2 separate regions of the Homo sapiens genome follow, and region 2 is linked to region 1. Evidence: chromatin loops called from intact Hi-C (ENCODE). Cell type or tissue: dorsolateral prefrontal cortex. All regions are shown on one strand. Each heading gives the region's core, and the rest is flanking DNA. Links, peaks and the distances in the headings are about the cores only. Region 1 holds the start of LOC102723855 (a long non-coding RNA gene). Region 2 overlaps GTF3C5 (general transcription factor IIIC subunit 5).

Region 1 (14,523 bases), core at 4,976-12,975:
TGTCCGTTTCAGGACAGCAGAGCCCTGTACCCATCCTCCATGCGCAAGAAGCAAACCCCACTCCTTATCTGCAGGAGGAGGCGGGCTTCTCTGTCGATATGGGCAAGCCCCTCAGGCAGACATTCCCATTCTTCCAATATAAGGCCTTCAAACATTTTAGGAGGCATGCAGGCACCCCATCTCCTCCTCCCCCTGAAATCCCAGATGTAATTACAATACGTGTGGCATCCCAGGGCGACAGGACCAGCTGGAAGCCGGACCCTAGCCATGTGAACACAGGTACACGAGACTCACAATGGGCACTCACACGCAGACACCCACACGGCCCCTGCAAGCGTCGCCCACACCCAGGCCAGCGCTGAGCCGTCCAGTCTGGGCTCTGCCTTGGCAGACACCAGGGCAGATGCACCTGCCGCCAACGGCCCCAACACCCACCCAGGGCCACCTCCCTCCCAAGTACCTGGGGCAGCCTCGCCCTGCATAACCCGATCCCCTGGCTGGCCCCACACATGTGTTTTTTCACTGAGCTCAGGCATCACCTCCTCCAGGAAGCAGCCTGTCCCCGCTCTCCCATGTCCCGGGTCCTGTGCCCCTCTGACCTGCCCCGGCTCTCCTGTGTCTGGGGGCCTGTGCCCCTCTGCCCTGCCCCGGCTCTCCTATGTCCCGAGTCCTGTGCCCCTCTGCCCTGCCCCGGCTCTCCTGTGTCCGGGGACCTGTGCCCCTCTGCCCTGACCTGGCTCTCCTGTGTCTTGGTGCCTGTGCCCCTCTGCCCTGCCCCAGCCTGCCGAGGGTGTGATGGTTTTCAGTGTGTCTCCCCTCTGGAACTGGTCAGCCCTCAAGGCAGGGCTGACCCCCATCCCAGTGCCTGGTATGAAGCTGGGCCTGAGCTTCCTCAAAAAGCGTCTGATGCACAAGCGAATGTGGTGACAATACCCACGAAGGGCCACCCTGAGCCTGTCAGATAGGAGGCGGCATTGCTTTGCTGAAGCGTGGGAATGCACGCAGGAGTGTGAGCACAGGCCCTGGCCCTGGACCGCCCCGTTCACCCAGGGCCCTGCTGGTCCTTCAGGCTCGAGAACACGATGTCCACAGGCTCCCAGGAACTGCAAGTGAGCAGAGTGGCCGAGAGCCGTGACCCCAGGACAGCAGCTGAGCAACAAGGGGGCCCCCAGCAGGCCAGGCAACCCAGGGCCCCAAGTGACATGTCCCCTCGCCCCAGGCACCCTTCACCCCAGCCATGGCCTGCATAGCAAGCCACTGCCATGCAGCCTGGGGAGCTCCAGGCTTAAGGTCCTGGCAGTGACTCTGGAATGGAAGTGCCAGGGCACAAACTCCAGGACCACCCCTTACCATGACCTGCAGGGCCGTGGGCAGGCAGGAAGCCCCCTCATGGCCAGGTTTCTTGAGGGCACCGTGGTTTCATGGCAGCATCTGCCTCCCAGGGCTGCTGCGGAGGGGAGAGGAAGGGACACAGAGTTCTGGAGAGGTGCTGCTTGCCAGTGGGGCCCCTGCAGATGGACAGAAGCCTGAGGGCGGCCCCCTCTGATTTCCAGCCTTCCCTCCAACCTTCTCCTGCATCCACCTGGCTGCCATTTGGGCAATTCCCAGGAGGATGAACAGAGTAGCCGAAGCCCGCAACACAGACATTTAACTTAGGAAAGATCTGATTGGTTCGGACACCCCTCGCCCCGGGCAGTGAGAAGAGGGCCTGGGCAGACCCTGCCTTGTTCCCCGTGGCCTCCCCAGCCCCCAGTCCCTGCCACCCCTGAGCCAGGGAAATCCTTCTGCGCTGGAAGTGCGGCAGCCCACAGAACAGAGTGCAGCCTGGGCATGCCCTCGGCCCTTTCCCTGAACCTGTTTCTTCTTCTGTAAAGTGGGAGAGAAGGACACGCACAGCTGGCAGAGGGCGCAGGGAGCATGACCACCAGCCGAGCACGCTGTGCGTGTGGGAAGCACCCAGTGGCAGCTACAAACAAACAGGCCCCGGCTCCCCTGTCCTCCTTCTTCTCGCCAGCAACCCCAGAGATCTATTCCGGGGACCCGGCCACAGCTGGGCTCCCGAGCCCCACATCCCCCAGCCCGAGGTGCCCTCAGGCCTTCCAGTGGAACATTTTTGACATAGTCTAAACCATCAGCAAAACAAGATGAAAATTCAGTAATTGCTTTTGGCAGGGAGTCCATGGGCCAGCACAGAGGCCAAAAATAACCCCGGGGAAGTTTCCTGGGCCACCTGCAGCCCTGGGGGCCCGTACTAGGCTCTGTCTGAACACAGGCCAGGACGGGTCTCGGCCTGGCCCTGCAAGCCAGCCTGGACAAAGCAGGGAGGCGGGCAGGGACTCGGGGGGCAGCGGGACAGAGTGAGGCTGTCACTTAGCACACTTCAGGCCAGGAAGTGCCCGGCCATCCGGAAAAATGTAATGTCATACTTTAGCAAGAAAAGCAGCTGTCATGCTACTTAGCAGCCCACAAATAGTTGGCTGAGTCCTAGAGCGGGTGTTGGCTGAGCCTGGGAGAGCAGAGATGCCAGGCTGGCAGGGCGGTGTGGGCCTCGTCCGGCCAGGTGGTATTCCCTCCCAGCCCCTCGCTCCCCCAGTCTCCCCCAGGCCTGGTCAGTCCCCAGCAGGCTGTGGGGGGCGCGAACCCCCTGAGGTTACAGCCCAAGGTCGCTGCACATCTGGCCACGGTAGGGGGACCTCGTCTGACCCCTCCCTTAATGCCTGCTGGGGAACCCCAGAGGGGACAGGAGCTCACTTCACCGGGTCAGAATCAGACCTCTCACCCACATCCCAGGCAGCCTAATCCTTTCCTCCAGGCCTCAGGGCCTCATCTGTAAACTGAGGCTGTCAAAGATGGTGGTCAAGGTACCAGAAGCCCATTAAGTAGCCAACCAGCCAGGCTCAGGGCTGACCCCCGCGCTCTCCTCTCCCCCATTTTACCGATGAGGAAATGAAGGCTCACGGAGGGAAGACCACACAGCGAGGATTGAAGCTTGGGTGGGACCCCAGGAGCAGAGCGGGCAAGGACGGCGGCTTCCCAAGGAGGGCTGATTGGCCTGCAGAGGGGTCAAGGACAGTGGTGTCCCTAGGAGGGGCTGATGCACCAGCAGAGGAGACGGGCCAGCCCCACCCTTGCCTTATCCAATTCCTTCTTCATCCCCCTAAATGGGATGCCCAGAATGCATGTGGGTTGCCTGAAGCCCCTTGAAAGCCCCCGGAGTGTCAGATGGGGGGTGTCCAGCCAGGTCTTTGGTTGAAGGAAAAGAGAGAGAACCCACCAGAGCCCAGTCCCGGGCGGGCTTCGCCTGCAGGAGGAGCCCCACCCCATGCCGTCCCGGTGAGGAAGTCAGGCGACACCTCTGTGCACCTGGCCATCTGCTGTCTGCGTACCTGCTCCTGTCCAGTCTGAGTGTCATTGGGTGTTTTTCATTCTCACCTTCCAGAGGATACCGAGGCTGGAAGAGGCACAGTGACCGGCACAGGGCCCCAGGGTCCTAGGTTGTACTAGGTCTCAGATGAACGCATGACCTAAAGCCACCCACCTCTCTGGGAGCTGGGCCAAGTGCAACTTCCCACCCAGGCTGTCCTCCTCCCTCCCTCCTCCTCCAAGTCCTCCTCCAGTTCCTCCTCCCCTCCTCCTCCCCCTCCTCTCCCTCTAGCTCCTCCTTCCCCCTCCTCCTCCAACTCCTCCTCCCCCTCATCCTCCAGCTTTTCCTCCTCCCCCTCCAGCTTCTCCTTCTCACTGTCCTCCTCCCTTTCCTCCTCCCCCAACTCCTCCTCCTCCCTCCTCCACCTTTTGCTCCTCCCTCTCCTACTTTCCATCCTCCTCCCCCAACTCCTCCTCCTCCCTCCTCCACCTTTTCCTCCTCCCTCTCCTCCTTTCCATCCTCCTCCAACTCCTCCTTCTCCCCCTCCCCTCCTCCTCCAGCACCTCCTTCCCCTCTTCCTCCTCCAGCTCCTCTTCCTCACCTTCCCCCCCTCCTCCCTCTCCTCCTCCTCCTTCTTCTCCCTGCTTCTCCTTCTCCAGCTCCTCCTCCCCCTCCAGATCCTCCCCATCCTCCTCCTGCAGCCTTGAAGCAGTAGGGCCCGACTGTCCCGACAGCACCCCTGCACGCCTCTGAGGACGATTCCCCAGTGCCCCTCAGGGTGTGGCAGTGAGGAGGGTGCCTAGATCCAGAGCACACCCATGAGCCAGCCCCTTCCAGCCTCCAGGTCCCTCAATCCCCAGATGAAGAGAGAGTGACACCGGGTGTCCAGCAGGAGTGCATGAGGCTGCAGCAAACAGAAGCCAACCCCATCACTCCACATGGACATCCAGCCTCCAGACACTGCCTGAGAGCCCCTGCCTGCTTCCTTCCCCAGCAGCGTAGCGTGGGTCCCACCCTCCTGCCTCGGTCTCAGCCTCAAGACTGGGTCTCACCCTCATGGTTGCCAGTGAGCAGCTGCCTCCCCCGGCCACGCGACGGGATTCCAGGCAGGAAAAAGAGGGCAGGACCCAAAACGTTTTCCAGTGAGACTTTACCTCTCTAATCAGGAAGAGCTGCCCCAGACCCTCCTGTCTAGCCCTCGTGGCCTCTGCACCGACACGTGGCCACCTGGCCGCAGGGAAGGCTCATTGCCATCCCCAAGCAAAATTAGGGTCCTTTCAGAAGGAAGCAGAAAGGAATGGAGGTGGCAGTATAGCCCCACAGCCCCCGGTGACTGACCTGGAGGAAGAGTGACTTTCCCAAAGCCACTCAACTAGGGAGTGCTGGAAATACAGGCTGGATTGGAGTCCATCTGTCCCCATGCCCGCTCTCTCAACAATGGCACAGAGCAGCCTCTTCCCCGAGGGGGGAGCTTGCCTTGCCCCTCTATGGGCCACTTTAACCTGGCCTTGCAGACACCCACCAGCCCACATCCAGGCTGGTAGAAAGGATGCCAGTGTCACTCCATACCCAGCTTCCTGGTTAAAGACACACATCCAAACACACAGAACCCATGTACACATAAACACACATATATACACATGCACACACACGGGCACACACACAGGCAAACACACATAGGCACATCCCTACACAGAGACACACACACACGCACACACGCTCTGGCGGGCTGCCTGCTCTCACACCTCTTTGCAAACCAGCTTGAGCTGCAGTCCTGCCAACCCCACCCCAGAACTCTCTCTGGCTGGCTGAGCCCCGTCCCCAGGCCCACCCTGTCACCCTTTGCACTGTCTAGCCCGGCAAAAGCACATACTTTCCTAACCTCAGGCATCTGGCTGCCCAGCAGCCCCTGGAAGGTGGGGAGGGGAGGTAGGAGACAAGGCGGGAAAAACCCCAAGGTAGAACCACAATGTTTATAAAACGGGCCACTGAATTATACAGAACAATATTTTCCTTGCGGATGCGATTCCTTCCTGGCCAAGCTGCACGGAGATGCCTGCTCTCACCCCAGGCCCTCTCTGCGAGGGCTTGGCCTGCAGGAGCCACCAGAGCTAGGCGGGTGGAATGAGTTGGCCCCTGGAAATGCATTGGAAACCACACAGCCTTCTCATGGGCGCTGGTCAGAAATACAAACGCACAGAGCAGGCATACACTGCCCTGGTCGGCCTGCGTTTCTCGTTAGCACTGGGCCTGCAGGCAGGGCTGAGGCCCAGGGTGGCAAGGGCCAGAGGCCATCCTCCTGCTGCCCTGCTCTGGGGCAGACATGGGCTCCTCGGCCTGCGTACCTGGGCTTCCCTGCAGCCCTCGTCCCTGGTCCTGATGGCTCCTGGGCCAAGGCTGGAAGCCACTTCTAGGAGTGCGAATGACTGGAACTTTCGGACCTGATCTCAGCACTTGGGAGGAAGAAGCCGCAGGTTCTGCCTCTGCCTCGGGCAGCCTCTGACGGGATGCGAAGAGGGACGTGGGTTTGAAATCCCCAACAGCCCAGCCCAGACCACCCTGGCAGACTCTACCAGCCCGTACTGTGAGTTACTAACTCCACCCCCCGACCTCAGAAGCTGGGTCTCAGGGTCTCCATTTTTACTTCTTCTTCTTTTTTTTTTTTTTTGAGACAAAGTCTTGCTCTGTCACCCAGGCTGGAGTGCAGTGGCGTGATCTCAGCTCACTGCAACCTCCACCTCCTGAGTTCAAGCGATTCTCCTGCCTTAGCCTCCTGAGTAGCTGGGATTACAGGCGTGTGCCACCACACCGAGCTAATTTTTAAATTGTTTGTAGAGACGGGGTTTAGCCATGTTGCCCAGGCTGGTCTCGAACTCCTGTCCTCAAGCAATCCACCTGCCTCGGCCTCCCAAAGTGCTGGGATTACAGGCCTGAGCCACTGCACCCAGCCTTCGAGGTCTCCATTTGACAAGATGCGTTGAGGGGTGAACACGGAGAGGCAGAGAAAGCTGGAGCCGTGTGGAGCTGGGGGAGTCAGGCGCCTGCCTGCAGCCACTCTCCTCCACCAACAGAGAGGGGACATGACAGAGGGAGCAGAGAGAACAGCCCCCAAGGGGCCCCTGCTCCCTGGGCAGAAGGCCAGAGGCTCCGGCGGCCATGCTTGCTGCCTCCGCCAGGCCATGTGCTGCTTGGGGCCATGTAGAGCCTGATTCTGAGAATCTGCGGCATCCCCCAGGTGGGTGTGCGGGACAGGGAGGAGGCTCACAGAGAGGCTTGTGGGGGGAAGCAGGGAGGATCAGCCTCAACATTGCTCTGCCAGGAACCGGCCTCCCTCCTTTCTCCGGGTGTGCCCTTCCTGTAGCAGGCAGGATGGGCAGGGGAGGGAGGCGGCTCCGTGGCGCGCCCCCACGTCCTGTCCTGCTTATGACAGCTCAGGGAGGCCCCGGTCTAGCCTGTAGGCCTTTGCTCTCTCAGTCCCCCCACCTGAAAGGCCACCCCACTGCTTCAGGAGGTGCCCCAAACCTCCAGGCTCTACCTCCGTCTCCCCCTCTGCACGACGCCTCTAAAGCCACCGCTCGCTTCCCGGCTCGGCTTTTCCAGGGCAGTAGGGGCAGCACGCTGGACTATGGTCTGCCCAGAGACAGAGACAGAGGAAGCGTACAGCCCCCCGGCTGCCCCATCATGGACACCGAGGTGTGTACTTTGGCTTCAGAAAGCTGGAGGAGGGAGAAGAGCCCCACCTACGGGGACCCCAGGAAGGACAAAGCGTGGTTTGGGAATGTGGAACCACGGCCTTGCCGCTCACTTGCCCCTTCTCGGTGGCTGCTTCTCGGAGGCTCCAGAGGCCTCCAGTTCCCTGAGGGGAGCAGTAGCTGGTGCAGAAGAACACAGAGTGACTTCTGAACTCCCCATAGTCTGTTCCTCTGCCTGGAACAGCCTCCCTGGGGACCCCGGCCCTGGCCTACTCCTCCTACACCCTAGAGCTCATCTGCCCCTTCCTGCAGGCCCTACTTACCCAGCCCAGCCCCAGCATGCTGCAGTGAGTCCAGCCTTCCCATTCCTGGTCATACCCCAGCTCCGTCAGGGATCCTGTTTACCCTGTTTCCCCGCAGGGGCTGGCTCACAGTAGAAATTTTTTTTTTCTTTTTTTTTTTGAGACGGAGTTTCACTCTTTTGCTCAGGCTGGAGTGCAATGGCTCAATCTCGGCTCACCGCAACTTCTGCCTCCTGGGTTCAAGCAATTCTCCTGCTTCAGCCTCCTGAGTAGCTGGGACTTCAGGTGGCCGCCACCATGCCCAACTAATTTTGTATTTTTAGTAGAGACGGGGTTTCTCCATGTTGGTCAGGCTGGTCTCGAACTCCTGACCTCAGATGATCCACCTGCCTCGGCCTCCCAAAGTGCTGGGATTACAGGCTTGAGCCACCGCACCCGGCCCACAGTAGAAATCTTGACAAGTACTTGTTCCGTGAGAGACGGCGGTGGGGGGTCTTGGAGCCTCCAGGAGACCTTCCAGCCCGAAGGTCTCCCACACTCCTCCCAGCCCTAAAAATGCTTCCCTGCTTCCTATGTCGAGGTCAGGGAGGGAGCTGTTGCGGCACAAAAGAGCATCAGGGCCCTGGGCCAGGGCCACAGGCAGCATTCTCTGACTCTAGAGCCCGGCTCACAACTTACCTCCGCCCTATGATTTTGTTAAGGAGATTATAGATATGGAGATGGGGAAAGAAGATAAATAGAAAATGTTAAAAATCTGTTCTCTCTGGGTAACAGGATTTGTGCTTATCCACATCCACAATCTCAAAATGTTCTGCACCAAAACATAAAAAGCCTTCAGCTCCTCAGCCCTGGCCTGGACTACCCAGAGGGCACCATGCAGCAGACGATGCGATTCTATCTGTAGCCACCAGGTGGCAGCAAAGACCAGGGCACCCGCCTGGCCCAGCCCCAGCCTCCCACGGCACCTGCCTTCCCAACAGGGCCCAGAAGTGGGGTATTGTGAGCCCCATTGGATGACCAGGGAAACCAGGATCCAGGTGGGAAAAGGCACCTGCCCATGTCACAGCCCAGCACGGGCAGAGCCTGGACTAGAACCCCCATCTTCCAACTCACCCGCTCATTTCACCAGTACCTAGGGGTCACTTGGCTTTAACTGCGATACCCAAAAGGGCCTTGCAAAGATTCAGACGGGGCCAAGGTCCTGCAGCCAGCCTGGAGAGGAAGTGGATTTGAGCCCGATCTGCCTGAGCGCCGGGGCTGCGCGAGGCTCTCAGCCCAACATCCGGGGCCGTCCCCAGGAGCACGCCCCCTGCCTGCAATGGCAGAGTCCGGTGCCACCCAGGGGCCCCGCTGGGGAGTCTTGGGGTCCCGTTGGGGCTGCTTTGGGAAAGGGTGGAATGGAGTGCAGCCCAGGGTGTCGCTGGGAGGCCCCGCTGTGCCTCCCCTAACTCCGTGCCAGGCCCAGGCCCCCAACACTTTCCTGGAGCCCACATTAGCAGCAGCTTTGGCAAGGTCCGTCCCACACCAGCCAGGCCGAGAGCAGGAGGAACAGCAGGACAAGGGCTGCAGCCAGGGTCACGGAAGGCGCCAGGGTCACGGAAGGCACCAGGTCCGAGTCTTCAGGGTCATCACCAGGGACATCTCTGGGGACGTTGGGGACACCGGACAGCTGGGTGCCAGAGACCTTCTCCCCTGGGGGCCCTGGGCAGCCCATCTGTGGGAAGGAGGAGGCAAGGGGCAGGACCTCCTCGGGGAAGGCCCCACCTGCCCACCCTCTGCTGTCCCTCTGGTCTGCTCCCTCAGGAAGGCCTGATGTGGGTTGCATAGGCCAAAGCAGGGGGCATGAGGTGACCTAGAAGTGACCCTGGGCAGCAGCTCTGAGCTTCAGTCTTCTCCTCCATAAAACAGGGGTGAAGAAGACCCCCAGAGTGGGATGAGTATTCCCGGCATCTGCTCCCCGCCTCCCACCTTCCCAAGACACGGCAGCCCTACTGTCCCCTCGGAGACCTCGGCCCTGGTGCCAGGCCTGGAATGCAGCTTGGCCCGTTTCCGGGGAACTGGGAAGCTGTCAGACTGGTCTGGAGGGACCTTTGTCAAACTGCATCAACGCGGCCAGCTGCCCTCCCCCTGCACGGCAGCGGTGAGGTGGGCACAGGTGGCATCCATCCTACAGATGAGAAAAGTGAGGCTTAGCGGACCAGTGGCTCCTGAGAAGCCCCGGAGATTGGCAGAGGCCCCTATGGCAGCCCCCGTGGAGACCTGGGAAACAGCTTCCAAGTGCCAGGCCCCAGCCCTCCCCCGCAACAGGGCAGAGTCTGGACCAGATCATTTAAGCCCCAGCGCCCTGGACCAGCAAACCACCGCCAGGGATGCTCCACCCAGCCCCCTCCAGATCCTGCCCCCAAGCTGGACTCCAGGCCCCTCCCTCTTACCCCAGCTGGGTGTGCAAGGCCCAGTCACCTTCCAGCCATGGGGGGTCCCATGTCCTGGGAGGGGCCTGCCCTCAGCTGCCATGCTCCCCAGGGACAGGCGGCGGACAGTGGCAGCTGAGTGCACCCCCTCGAGCTTCCCTCTGCAGGACCCACCCCCCTGGGGCCTTCCTCGGGGAGGCGCCCAGCAGGAATGACAGGAAAGGAGGGAGAACTCGCTGTGGGTGTGGCCAGCACTGAGAGAGGGGTGGTGGCCGTCCCAGGCACCAGAGCAGACCCAGGGTCCCCCCAGACCAGCTCTCTTTCTGCTGCTCTGAACTGAGATTCCTGCCTGGGGCGGGAGGCCACGGAAGGGGAGAGGACTCTGAGTTCAAGTCAGCAAGGGGCTTCCAGACACCCTTTGTGTGCCCAGCACTATGGATTGGGGGGTGCCTTCACACCCCCTCAGAGGCCAGGTCCCCAAGCAGCCTGTCTGTCACAGATCCAGGAGAGAAGGACAGGAGAGAGGAAGGTGAGCTTCCCCATGAGAAGGTTAAAACAGGCTTTAGAGGTCACAAAAGCAGTCCCTGCAGAAGGAAATTATTCTTTAAAAACAAAGATGTTCATCATGTTAATTTTTTTTTTTTTTTTTTTTTTGTATTTTTAGTAGAGACAGGATTTCTCCATGTTGGTCAGGCTGGTCTCAAACTCCCAACCTCAGGTGATCCGCCTGCCTCAGCCTCTCAAAGTGCTGGGATTACAGGCGTGAGCCATTGCACCTGGCCGGCCCCATCATGTTAATTTTAACAGCAAAAATGGTTTGTTGGGGTTCAGACCATGATCCCCACAAGCAGGGTGCCTGGCATGAGGATTCAGAACTAAAGGAAACCAGAAGGCCTCTGGTGCATCCGAAGTCTTCTTCCAACCTTCTCCTCCCCTCCTTTCTCCCGCCCTCTTTCTCCCCAGCAGCAAGTTGCAGAAGCCAGAATTCCTCTTTCCCTAGGTGGGCCATGGACACTAGAGTCCCTCTCCCCCAAAGCCAGCCATGAGACCTAGAAACATGACTCGAACGCTACCTGCCTTTCTGGGGAAGAGCTGGCCATGCCCACCTTGTCTGACTGTGGGTCGTAAAAGACCCTCCCTCCGGGGGTTCTACCCCATCCCTGGGGGGAGAAGCACTGCACAGAGAGGCCAAGGGGGATCTGCACAGCTGGCCTCGCCAGCCTCGCAGTCCATCCCCACAGGCATCCCCTGCCGTCCGACACCTGTCCACACGGCTGCCTGTTCTCCACCAACTCTAAGCACAGGGACCATCTTCCCTGGGTCTCTGAGTCTCCACTTCTGACACCTCCCTGTCACATAAAGCTTTGATTAAATAAATCTGGTGTGCTTTTCTCTTGTGAACCTGTCTTTTGTTATAGAACTGTCACCCATGGCCCTGATGATGATGAGACCATCCCTATAAACTTTATAAAATTAATCAAGGAAGAAGAGAGGAGGAGAAATGAGAATAAACCAGGCTTGTAGCACATTCAGCATCCATCGCTAGGTCAACTTGCTCTCTGACCTCAAAGTTTTTTGGTGCCTGTTGCCTTAGAATCACAGAGACTCTGTTACAAGATTGTAGCTCTCCCTCACTGCCCTGTAGATATAGATAACAACTTTAACATTGCAAAGATGTCCTTTTCCTTTTTTTTTTTTGAGACAGAGTTTTGCTCTGATTGCCCAGGCTGAAGTGCAACCGCACGATCTCGGCTCACTGCAACCTCCACTCCTAGATTCATGTGATTCTCTCGCCTCAGCCTCCCAAGCAGCTGGGATTACAGGCTCACGCCACCATGCCTGGCTAATTCTTTGTATTTTTAGTAGAGGCAGGGTTTCACCATGTTGGCCAGGCGCCCAGTCAAAAGTTTCCATTTGAGATGTTCTTTTGGGTCCTGTGTACCAATGAAACTACTGACACCGGCCGGGCGCGGTGGCTCACGCCTGTAATCCCAGCACTTTGGGAGGCTGAGGCATGCAGATCACGAGGTCAGAAGTTCGAGACCAGCCTGGCCAACATAGTGAAAACCCATCTCTACTAAAAATACAAAAATCAGCCAGGTGTGGTGACATGCATCTGTACTCCCAGCTACTCTGGAGGCTGAGGTGGGAGAATCGCTTGAACCCAGAAGGTGAAGGTTGCAGTGAGTGGAGACCATACCACTGCACTCCAGCCTGGGTGACAGAGTGAGACTCTGTCTCAAAAAAAAAAAAAGAAAGAAACTACTGATGACAGCTGGTCTCAAGGACCCCAGGAGGACCTGATTCACCAAAGAATACATTTTCCACCTCCTGATGATTTTACCTCCCATCCCCAGACCTATCAACAACCCACTTCTAAAGCCCATCGCCCTCCATGATCCCCTTAAAAGCCCCAGCCCAAAGCTCCTAGGGGAGATGGATTTGAGGATCTCCTCCCATCTCCTTGCTCAGAGCCCTGCAATCATTAAACTCTTCCCTGCTGCGAACCCTGCTGCACGGTGTACTGGTGTGTCGTGGTGTCACGGTGGAGCAGGCATGTGGATCTGCTGGTCTTGTAACAATGGGTGAGGAAACGGATTCCACCTTTTCTACCCTTACAGTTTGAAACAGCTTTGATGCCCATGACAGAAGATTCATTACAAATTCAAGCTCATCCACCCAGCCTTTAACATTAAAAGGCTGTGAAACAGGGCCGGGTGCAGTGGCTCATGCCTGTAATCCCAGCACTTTGGGAGGCCGAGGCGGGCGGATCACGAGGTCAGGAGATGGAGACCACCCTGGCTAACACGGTGAAACCCCGTCTCTACTAAAAATACAAAAAATTAGCTGGGCGTGGTGGCAGGCGCCTGTAGTCCCAGCTACTCAGGAGGCTGAGGCAGGAGAATGGCGTGAACCCAGGAGGTGGAGCTTGCAGTAAGCTGAGATGGCACCACTGCACTCCAGCCTGGGGGAAAGGGCGAGACTCATCTCAAAAAAAAAAAAAAAAGGCTGTTAAGCAGGGTTCTGTGCAAGAAGGCTCACACCGGCTCATTCTTTTAGCCAAAAACTGTGCTACATCCGTAAAACACTACACTACGCGGCTGCAAATAAGAACAAACCACTGAACATCAGCAAACCACTGATAAATTTCATAAACATGCTGAAAAAAGAAGGCAGACAAAAAAACAGTGCTTCACATAGGTTCTCTTTATAAGACCACTGTAATCTATCGTCACAGGAAGCAGATTAATAGTTTACTGGGGAGGCCGGGCGCGGTGGCTCATGCCTGTAATCCCAGCCCTTTGGGAGGCCGAGGCCGGCAGATCACGAGGTCAGGAGATCAAGACCATCCTGGCTAACATGGTGAAACCCCATCTCTACTAAAAATACAAAAAAATATTAGCCGGGCATGGTGGCGGGCACCTGTGGTCCCAGCTACTCAGGAGGCTGAGGCAGGAGAATGGCATGAACCTGGGAGGCGGAGCTTGCAGTGAGCCGAGATCGCACCACTGCACTCCAGCCTGGGGGACAGAGTGAAACTCCCTCTCAAAAAAAAAAATAGTTTACTGGGGAGCAGGGAAAGGAGGTTGACCTCAGAAAGGCACAAAGAAACCTTCTAGAAGGGTGGAAATGGGCTGGGCGTGATGACTCACGCCTGTAATCCCAGCACTTTGGGAGGCCAAGGCGGGAGGATCACCTGATGTTGGGAGTTTGAGACCAGCCTGGCCAACATGGTGAAACCCCATCTCTACCAAAAATGCAAAAACTACCCAGGTGTGGTGGCGGGCGCCTGTAATCCCAGCTACTCGGGAGGCTGAGGCAGGAGAATCGCTTGAACCCAGTGGTCGGAGGTTGCAGTGAGCCGAGATCGCACTACTGCACTCCAGCCTGGGCAACAGAGAGAGACTCTGTCTCAAAAAAAGATAAAAGAAAGAAAGAAAAGGTGGAAATGTTTTATATCTTGATTGGGGGTGTTTGGGGTTATACAATTGTCAAAACTCATCAACCTATATTTAAAATGGATTCATTTTACTGTATATAAATTATAGCTTAACAAAGTTGATTTTTCTTGTATTTTATTTTTTCAAGAAGGCTCTCCCTCTGTCACCCAGGCTGGAGTGCTGTGGTGTGATCACAGCTCACCGCAGCCTCAAACTCCTGGGCTCAAGCAATCTTCCCACCTCTGCCTTCCGAGTAGCTGGGGCCACAGGCACTTGCCATCACACCTGGACAACTTTTTTAGCTTTTTGTAGAGACAGGGTCACTTTGTTGCCCAGGCTGGTGTCAGACTCCTGGCATCAAGCAATTCTCCTACCTTGGCCTCCTAAATGCTGGGATTACAGGCACACACCACTGCACCTGGCCTAAAGTTGATTTTAAAAGAAAAAAAATACATTTTAAAAAAAGAGAAGGCCGGGTGCGGTGACTCACGCCTGTAATCCCAGCACTTTGTGAGGCTGAAGCGGAAGGATCACAAGGTCAGGAGTTCAAGACCAAGCTGGCCAACATGGTGAAACCCCGTCTCCACTAAAAATACAAAAATTAGCCGGGCGTGGTGGCACATGCCTGTAATCCCAGCTACTTGGGAGGCTGAGGCAGGAGAATCGCTTGAACTCGGGAGGTGGAAGTTGCAGTAAGCTGAGATCGTGCCACTGCACTCCAGCCTGGCCAACAGAGCGAGACTCCGTCTCAAAAAAAAAAAAAAAAATACACATATAGATATGTAAAAATACATACACATATATATGTATATA
Region 2 (8,000 bases), core at 1-8,000, 450 kb after region 1:
CCGCCACGGACAGGGACGGTGAGGCCATGGGGAGCAAAGGAAGTAGGAAAGAGCTGGGGTCAGAGAGTGGGACATTCCCACGAGGCTTGCTTAGGTAGTGTCATTACTAGTGACAGCAAGGTCCAGAGACTGGCTGGTCAGCAATGACCAGGGGATTAAGCCAAAGGACATTTCTCAGCAGGAACCCACATGTCCCACAGTCACGTTCTTTGCACTGTCCTCAGGACTGAGGCCAACCTGGCGATCACACAGGCCACCGCTTACTAAGGCCCTGTTCTGTACTCAGCCCTGTGCTGAGAACTGCACACACTTTTTAAATTCAATCCCAATACGTCTGTTGGGTAGTACTACTGTCATCCCATTTTCTTTTTTTTTTTTTTTTTTTTTTTGGGAGACAAAGTCTCACTCTGTCACCCGGGCTGGAGTGCAGTGACGCGATCTTGGCTCACTGCAACCTCCGCCTCCTGGGTTCAAGTGATTCTCCAGCCTCAGCCTCCCGAGTAGCTGGAATTACAGGTGTGCACCACCACGCCCAGTGTGTGAGCCTCCGTGCCCGGACCATCCCATTTTCAGGATAGAGAACCGAGGCTGCATGGAGGGGGGCCTTACCGGTGCTGGGTCTCTGGTCGGTAGAAGTAGTCCACCGGGGCGTCCAGCCGGGAGAAGATGGGTGGGGGGATGTAGAGCGGCAGCTCCTGGTGGAAAAAGGCCTCCTTCTCGGGCCGGAGCATGAGCACCTTGTCATACATTGACGTATGCTTGCCGCCTGCTTCCGTATGCACAGCCAAGTACTGGAAGTCAGACATCCCTAGAAAGAGAGGTGGGCAGATGGCAGACATTGAGTCCAGGAATGGGCAGCTGCCACACACCGACACCCACATCTGCTTAGGGAGGTGCTGAGTGGGCCATGTGGTGGAGGCTGCAGGGTGAGGGTGGCAGGAAAACACACCCTTCCCAAATGCCTCTGCAAAGTTGGCTCCATGCAGTCTAAGTCACTTACATGAAAATTATTTTGGGGAGGTGGGGAGCTACATGATAGGTGAGGATGGAGTCCAGGTCAGTGCTTCTTAGATGAATGTTACTTTTAACTGTAAAACCTGCAATTACCTTTGCACCAACCTAGTAACATGCATATGAATCTGCTGGGATCTTGCTAAATGCAGGTTCTGACCTGGTGCATTTCTACCAAGCTCCCAGGTGAGGCTGATGCTGCCAGTCCAGAGACACACACAGAGCAGCAAGATGCTGGTTCAATTCGATGAAAAATATGAGGTGTTATGTTTTATGAATCACTTGGGAAACCTTGTCCCAAAAGAACAGCCCTCTTTGGTGAATGCCATGACCCACCAGAATGACTGCCATTAAAAATGCCCAACCCATGGGACCCCAGGTCCTGCTTCTCCTTCATTTCACTTTCTTCTTCCCCTCTTTTCTTTCTAGTCCTCTTTGCCCTTCTCAATCTTTATACTCTTCAGATTCTGCCTAGAACTGCAGATGTAACTTAGCCATCTCTAAGCCTTGTTAGTAATATGCCAGGCACCTCCTGTGGGCCAGAGGCTGGCCCATTCACAAGCATTGCCTCCCGGAATCTTCACGAGGGCCTAAGGAACGCAGGCTCTGTAGCCCGCACTGCACAGACAAGGACACTGAGGCTCAGGGAAGCCAAGCCACCTCCCAAAGAAACTGGCAGGGCTCAGGCAGGCACAATGCCAGAGTCTGTCTTTCTCACCCGTCTCCCTCCCTTGCTTTATTGCTTCCTCACTGGGGTTCCTGGTAGGTGGGAAACCTGATTGAGGGCTCCACGAGGGACGTTCAACCTGCTGAGAGTTCAGAGGAGGAGGAGGTCCCAAGGGGCTTCGGGAGCTAGGAGGGCAAGACCAACAGCAGCCGAGACAAGAGAAGGTTCAAAACACTGTGGTGGGGGAAAGACTGGAGGTCTACTGACCAGTTTTATTTGGTCCCACACAATGGTTTCATTAAAAATTAGGAGATTTCTAGCTTAAGAATGCTGAAGATTGGGCAGCAATGAACCTGCAGTCTCTGGGGAACTGTTGGCTGGAGGGAAGAAAGGCTGCCTCCTGGATGGGGCCTGTGCCCTGCTGTGTCCCCACAGCCCCTGGGCATATCCTGGCCCCCTCCACTGGTGCAGATGACCCACACAGCTCCTGCAGGCAGCTAGGATGGCCAGCCCTGAAATAACCAGACATTGCAAGAGCAGATTTCAGTTACCCTGAAATTTGTAAATGGTGGAGATGATGCCAAGGATCTCCATGTCAAATGTGACCTCGGAGTGGGCCTCAGTGCCCAGCACCCCTTTCTGCCGCCTCGTTCTCTTCCTGATGCGGAGCAGCAGGCTGCTGGTACTGAAGCGGTTGGCGCACACTGGGTGGCAGTATGGGTCCTTGGGCCGGAAGTACAGCTCCAGCCTCTTGGTGGGGTCTGCGTAGATCTGTGGCAAGGCCAAAGGAGACAGAGTGAAGCAATGACAAGCCAAGCAGCCAGTGGGGAGCTGCTCCTCTCTCAATAAAAGCCTGACGGTGATCCAGGAAAGGCCAGGAGGCTCATGTTTCATTCTGGGCCCTTAATTCCCAAAAGGCCCATTTTTTAAACCCATGTATCTTAGTTTTTATCTGGTGGAAAAAATGAGAATCGTCTCCTTCCTTCTAAGTAAATGCCATCATCCATCAAGTGCCTGCTCGGTGTGGGGCATTAGTTGGTCCTTCTGGCAACACTTGAGGGGAGATACTATCACCCTTATCTTTGTAGGGACCAGCCCCACAGGGTCGGTGGGTTTTTCTCCCTGTGTGTGGAGACGAGACTGCAGAAATAAAGACACAAGACAAAGACATAAAAGAAAAGACAGCTGGGCCCGGGGGACCACTACCACCAAAATGCGGGGACCGGTAGTGGCCCCAAATGTCTGGCTGCACTGTTATTTACTGGATACAAAGCAAAAGGGGCAGGGTAAAGAGTGTGAGTCATCTCCAATGATAGGTAAGGTCACGTGGGTTATGTGTCCACTGGACAGGGGGCCCTTACCTGCCTGGCAGCCGAGGCAGACAGAGAGGGAGAGAGAGAGACAGCTTATGCCATTACTTCTGCATATCAGAGACTTTTAGTACTTTCACTAATTTACTACTGCTATCTAAAAGGCAGAGCCAGGCGTACAGGACGGAACATGAAGGTGGACTAGGAGCGTGACCACTGAAGCACAGCATCACAGGGAGACAGTCCCCCGGATAACTGCGGGCAGGTCTGACTGATGTCAGGCCCTCCACAAGAGGTGGAGGAGTAGAGTCTTCTCCAAACTCCCCCAGGGAAAGGGAGACTCCCTTTGCAGGTCTGCTAAGTAGCGGGTGTTTTTCCTTGACACTGATGCTACCGCTAGACCATGGTCCGCTTGGCAAGAGGCGTCTTCCCAGACACTGGCGTTACTGCTAGACCAAGGAGCCCTCTGGTGGCCCAGTCTGGGCATAACAGAAGGCTCGCACTCTTGTCTTCTGGTCACTTCTCACCATGTCCCCTCAGCTCCTATCTCTGTATGACCTGGTTTTTCTTAGGTTATGATTATAGAGCGAGGATTATTATAATATTGGAATAAAGAGTAATTCCTACAAACTAATGATTAATGATATTCATATATAATCATGTCTATGATCTAGATCTAGTATAACTTGTTGTTTTATGTATTTTATTATACTGGAACAGCTCATGCCCTCGGTCTCTTGCCTCAGCACCTGGGTGGCTTGCCACCCACAATCTTGGAGGTAACTCAGGCTTGGTGCGGGGTGGAGTGGCTTGTCTAGGGTTACCTACTCTAACAACTACCCACCATAAAGGGTCTTGGTATTTAGTCTCATATGCAAATGTTTCGAGGTCCAAATGAGATTAAATCAATCAGTAACAACCATTTGGGCTCTGACTTGCTGTTACCTCTAGCTTTCCAAGCACATGAAACTGAATACCAACACTCTTTTTGGTCCCTCTCCTTAAAAACCCCAAGAATAGCATCTATGTCATACGACTGTTATGATTAAATATCTATAAAGCACAGCTCCTGGTGCCTAACTCATGGTAGACATTCAATATGTGCCACGTACATATGAATGAATACTTGCCCAATGCTGGGTCACAACGAGCACTGGATGTGTGCATATGAAAGCACCAACAACGTGAACTGGGACAAGGTCACCTACGTGCTAGTGAGCTGGTTCCCAACACCCAGGACAGGGTCTGTCCCTTAGGAAGTGATCAGGAACTATCTCGGGAGAGAATGAAGAAGACTTGGTTCTCAGGAATCTCCTCCTCATAAAACACACACCTCTGAGTCCCGATGGGGCGGGAATGAACCCAAACGTAGGCCTGGCACAGGGGAGGTGCTCAAGAAACATGAGAAGAGTGAATGAGTAAGGAAGGTCCCTTCCCAAAGTGCTCACACTGTAATAATCCCTGAGGTTAGCGAGAGTAAGGATTCTGTCAAAGCCATAAATCAAGAGAATAATATAAAAGAAGAAAACGTGATTAACTGGGGCTCTACTGGCAGCCCGTGCTTAATGAATTCAGGGCTTTTCCATATTCATAAAGGATGAGGAAGCAGCAGGTAAAAGTTCAGACTCTAGAGCAAAGCATGAGTTCAAATCCCCTTGTACCATGTAGATGTCTGACCTAAACTTTCTTGTGTCTTTATCTGAAAAATGTGAATAAAAATGGCATCTAACTCACTAGATTGCTGTGAAGACTCAATCGTGCATTTGACAAGTATTTACAGAACTAGGCACTGTTATGGATGTTAGGAACAGAGAACTGGGCCAGGCATGGTGGCTCATTTAGCAAGATCCCGGCAGATTCATATGCATGTATTCCAGCCCTTTGGGAAGCCAAGGCAGGCGGATCGCTTGAGCCCAGGAGTTCGAGACCATCCTGGACAACTTAGGGAGACCACGTCTCTACAAAAAATACCAAAAACTAGCTGGGCGTGGTGGTGCATGCCTATAGTCCCAGCTACCTGGCAGGGTGAGGTGAGAAGATCACCCGAGCCTAGGAGGTTGAGGTTGCAGTGAGCCATAATTGCTCTACTGCACTCCAGCCTTGGTGACAGAATGAAACCCTGTCTCAAAAAATAAAAAAATAAAAATAAAGAAGTACAGAAGTGAACAAAAGAAGTCCCCACTCTCATGGAGTTGACAGTCTTAGGGTCAAGAGGACGAGAGACAGTAAATTTTTTTTTCCTTTTTTCTTAAATGTTTTATATGTATAAGCCTTTGTCAGAATAAACATTTTAAAACATTTTCAGATTGGAATTAACAGGATGAGGAGGCAGATAATTGCCAGTGGCCACTTTAGTTAGGGCAATCAGGGAAAACTTCTCTAAAGAGACACTTCAAGTTCTGGTACATGTAAAGAACTTACACATAGCATCCTCCAGCTGCCCCACTTGCTGTGTGACCTCGAACAAGTTCCTTCCCCCGTAAAATACAGACTCTGACAGTTCCTACCTGGTAGGGTTCTAAAGAGGACGGACTCTAAGTAAGGCACCTAGAGCCGTACGTGGCAGAGAATAAGATGTCAACCATCACTACCTCTAATCCTAACAACATAACAGTCTATCCCTCTCAGGTAAGTCAACAGAGCTTCATCTCCCCGTGCCTCAGTTTTCTACCCCGGGTAATGAGGATACGGCAGTGCAACACACCCTGTGGGGCTGCAGAGTTGCATTCCTGGCACCAGTGCCCAGGCTGTGGCTCACATTTGTGGATGGAATGAAAAAAAAGCCCCTAGGAGCCGGGCGCAGTGGCTCACACCTGTAATCCCAGCACTTTGGGAGGCCGAGCTGGGTGGATCACCTGAGGTCAGGAGTTCGAGACCAGCCTGGCCAACATGGTGAAACCCCAACTCTACTAAAAAAAAAAAAACAAAAATTAGCCGGGCGTGGTGGTGGGTGTCTATAATCCCAGCTACTCAGGAGGCTGAGGCAGGAGAACTGCTTGAACCCGGGAGGCGGAGGTTACAGTGAGCCGAGATCGCGCCACTGCACTCCAGCCTGGGCGACGGAGCCAGACTCCGTCTCAAAAAAAAAAAAAAAAAAGCTCCTAGGGGTCTCCCCCACAGTCCCTTCCCCTCTGTCCCCTGGGGAGAAAAAGGCTGTTCCTGGCAATTACAGATACCAAAGCCCTGCCCATTGGGCACCCAGAGTCCACCACACTCTCCGTTGCCAAGGAAACCACACGCCCGGGTAGACTCTCCCCTTCAGCCGCCGTCCAGCAACTCCGTCCCTCTCTCAGTGTCCCGGATATTAGATATCCAGGTTGAGTGAGTTCCTCCTCAAAGGTTCAGCTTGTTCAACTCCCTTCTTCTTTGTTCTCCATCTTCAAAGTCTAACTTCCTTGTTCTTTGCGCCTCCTTGCCCTTAGTTACCCGCTCTGTAACTGCCCTTCCCGCCGAAACTATTCTTCCTGGCGAAACCGCTCATCCAGCCACTGTAACCCACATCCCTGTTCTATTTGAAATAGCCAATCGAGATCAGCTTAGATTGTGCGGTCCAACTCCAGCCAGTGGGACAAGACACAGGAACCTTTCCTCCTTTGTTCCGTGTGCTCTGGTGGCCAGAAGAGCGAGCAGCACAGCACCTTTCTTCTGCAGAACTAAATGTGCTAAGTTTACTTCTGCAGAAGGGTGCTGCTCGCTCTTCTGTTTGTTCCCTTCCGTCTAGCGTCAGCTGCTCCTCAGAAGAGCTTTTTGTTTCAGGGGTAAAGGGAGAAGGATTTAGAGCAAAAATCTTAGAAGACGCAGAGTTCAAACATAAAAATCGAACAGCCCACGTTAAATTTCTGCTAATCCCTGAAGCAGGAACTAACCCGTTAGGAAGAGACTTAAAGTTAGGTATAGGTTTACATGTTAGCCCAGAAGGATTCCTCACCTCATTAAACCTACTTACCACCATGAAGAAAAATACATTCATCCCGATCTCTGGTCAAGGGAAGGGAATTGGGGAAGACTCCAAGTCCCACCCCCCCACCATACATATAAAGTTAAAAACCCCGGGGGGAAATAGTAAGAAGGAAGCAATATCCCATCCCCTTAGAAGGCAGAATAGGCCTAAAACCTATCATTGAGAGTCTCATTAGGGACGGGCTCCTTGAACCCGGTGTGTCCCCTTATCCCAATACTGCCTGTAAGAAAGTCAGATGGGTCATACTGACTAGTGCAAGGCCTCTGGGCCATCAGCCAGATATTCCAGACTACTCACCCTGTTGTCCCTAATCCTTACACCCTCCTCAGCAAAATTCCATACGACCATCAGTGGTTTACAGTAATATATTTAAGATGCTTTTTGGGCATGCCCCTTGTCTGAGGACAGCCGAGACATTTTTGCTTGCGAATGGAAAGATCCCCATTCCGGACGGAAGCAACAGTATCGACGGACAGTTCTCCCCCAAGACTTCACAGACTCCTCTAACCTCTTCGGTCAGATTCTAGAACAAGTTCTAGAACAAATTTCTACCCCAAAACACATGCCTGCTCCAATACGTGGATGACCCGCTGGTATCTGGTGAAGCTACAGAACGGATAGCTGCCCTCTCCGTCCACCTCCTTAACCATTTGCAAGGAAAAGGGTTATGGGGTTTCAAAGGGAAAGCTTCAATCTGTAGAGCCAGAAGTTAAATACCTAGGACACTTGATACGAAGGACAGGAACTGAACACGTCGAAGGGATCGTGTCCTTCTTAACTTTGCCTAAAACTAAGCAGGAACTCGTAACATTCCTAGGATTGGTTGGATATTGCCGCTTACGGATTGACTCATATGCCCTAAAAACAAAATCTTTATACCTAAAGCTTGCCCAAGAAAAGCCTGACCCTCTTCTGTGGACCTCTGAAGAAATCCACCAGGTTGAAGAACTAAAACATATGCTCATAACTGCCCCGTCCTAGCCCTGCCTTCCCTAGAAAAGCCATCTCATCTTTTCATTAATGTAAAGAAGGGGGTAGCTTTAGGGGTACT

What was found. A loop is a pair of places that touch in the nucleus more often than their neighbours do. Peaks named below come from ENCODE experiments on the same cell type or tissue, not always from the same donor. Only the 100,000 strongest peaks of a DNase experiment are listed, where the experiment ranks them.
Region 2: a loop joins it to region 1, with 4 times the contacts of the local background. A loop is called at or near these places in 6 of 110 quality-filtered maps.

What each region holds. Positions count from the first base shown.
Region 1 is chr9:133,480,240-133,494,762 of GRCh38, reverse strand. It overlaps LOC102723855 (a long non-coding RNA gene), which reads right to left and starts at 3,052. Exons shown (of 3, transcript XR_428608.4): 1 at 1-3,052. RefSeq lists enhancers at 8,334-8,848, 8,849-9,364, 9,880-10,395. In dorsolateral prefrontal cortex, for the core only: CTCF peaks have their summits at 8,067 and 8,266 (motif pointing right); a DNase peak (open chromatin) is centred at 8,272.
Region 2 is chr9:133,036,536-133,044,535 of GRCh38, reverse strand. It overlaps GTF3C5 (general transcription factor IIIC subunit 5), which reads right to left. Exons shown (of 11, transcript NM_012087.4): 2 at 2,230-2,449; 3 at 610-808. Among named protein-coding and RNA genes, the nearest start is that of GTF3C5, 9.5 kb to the right of the region's middle. In dorsolateral prefrontal cortex, for the core only: CTCF peaks have their summits at 3,240 and 3,450 (motif pointing left); a DNase peak (open chromatin) is centred at 3,435; H3K27ac peaks cover 656 bases.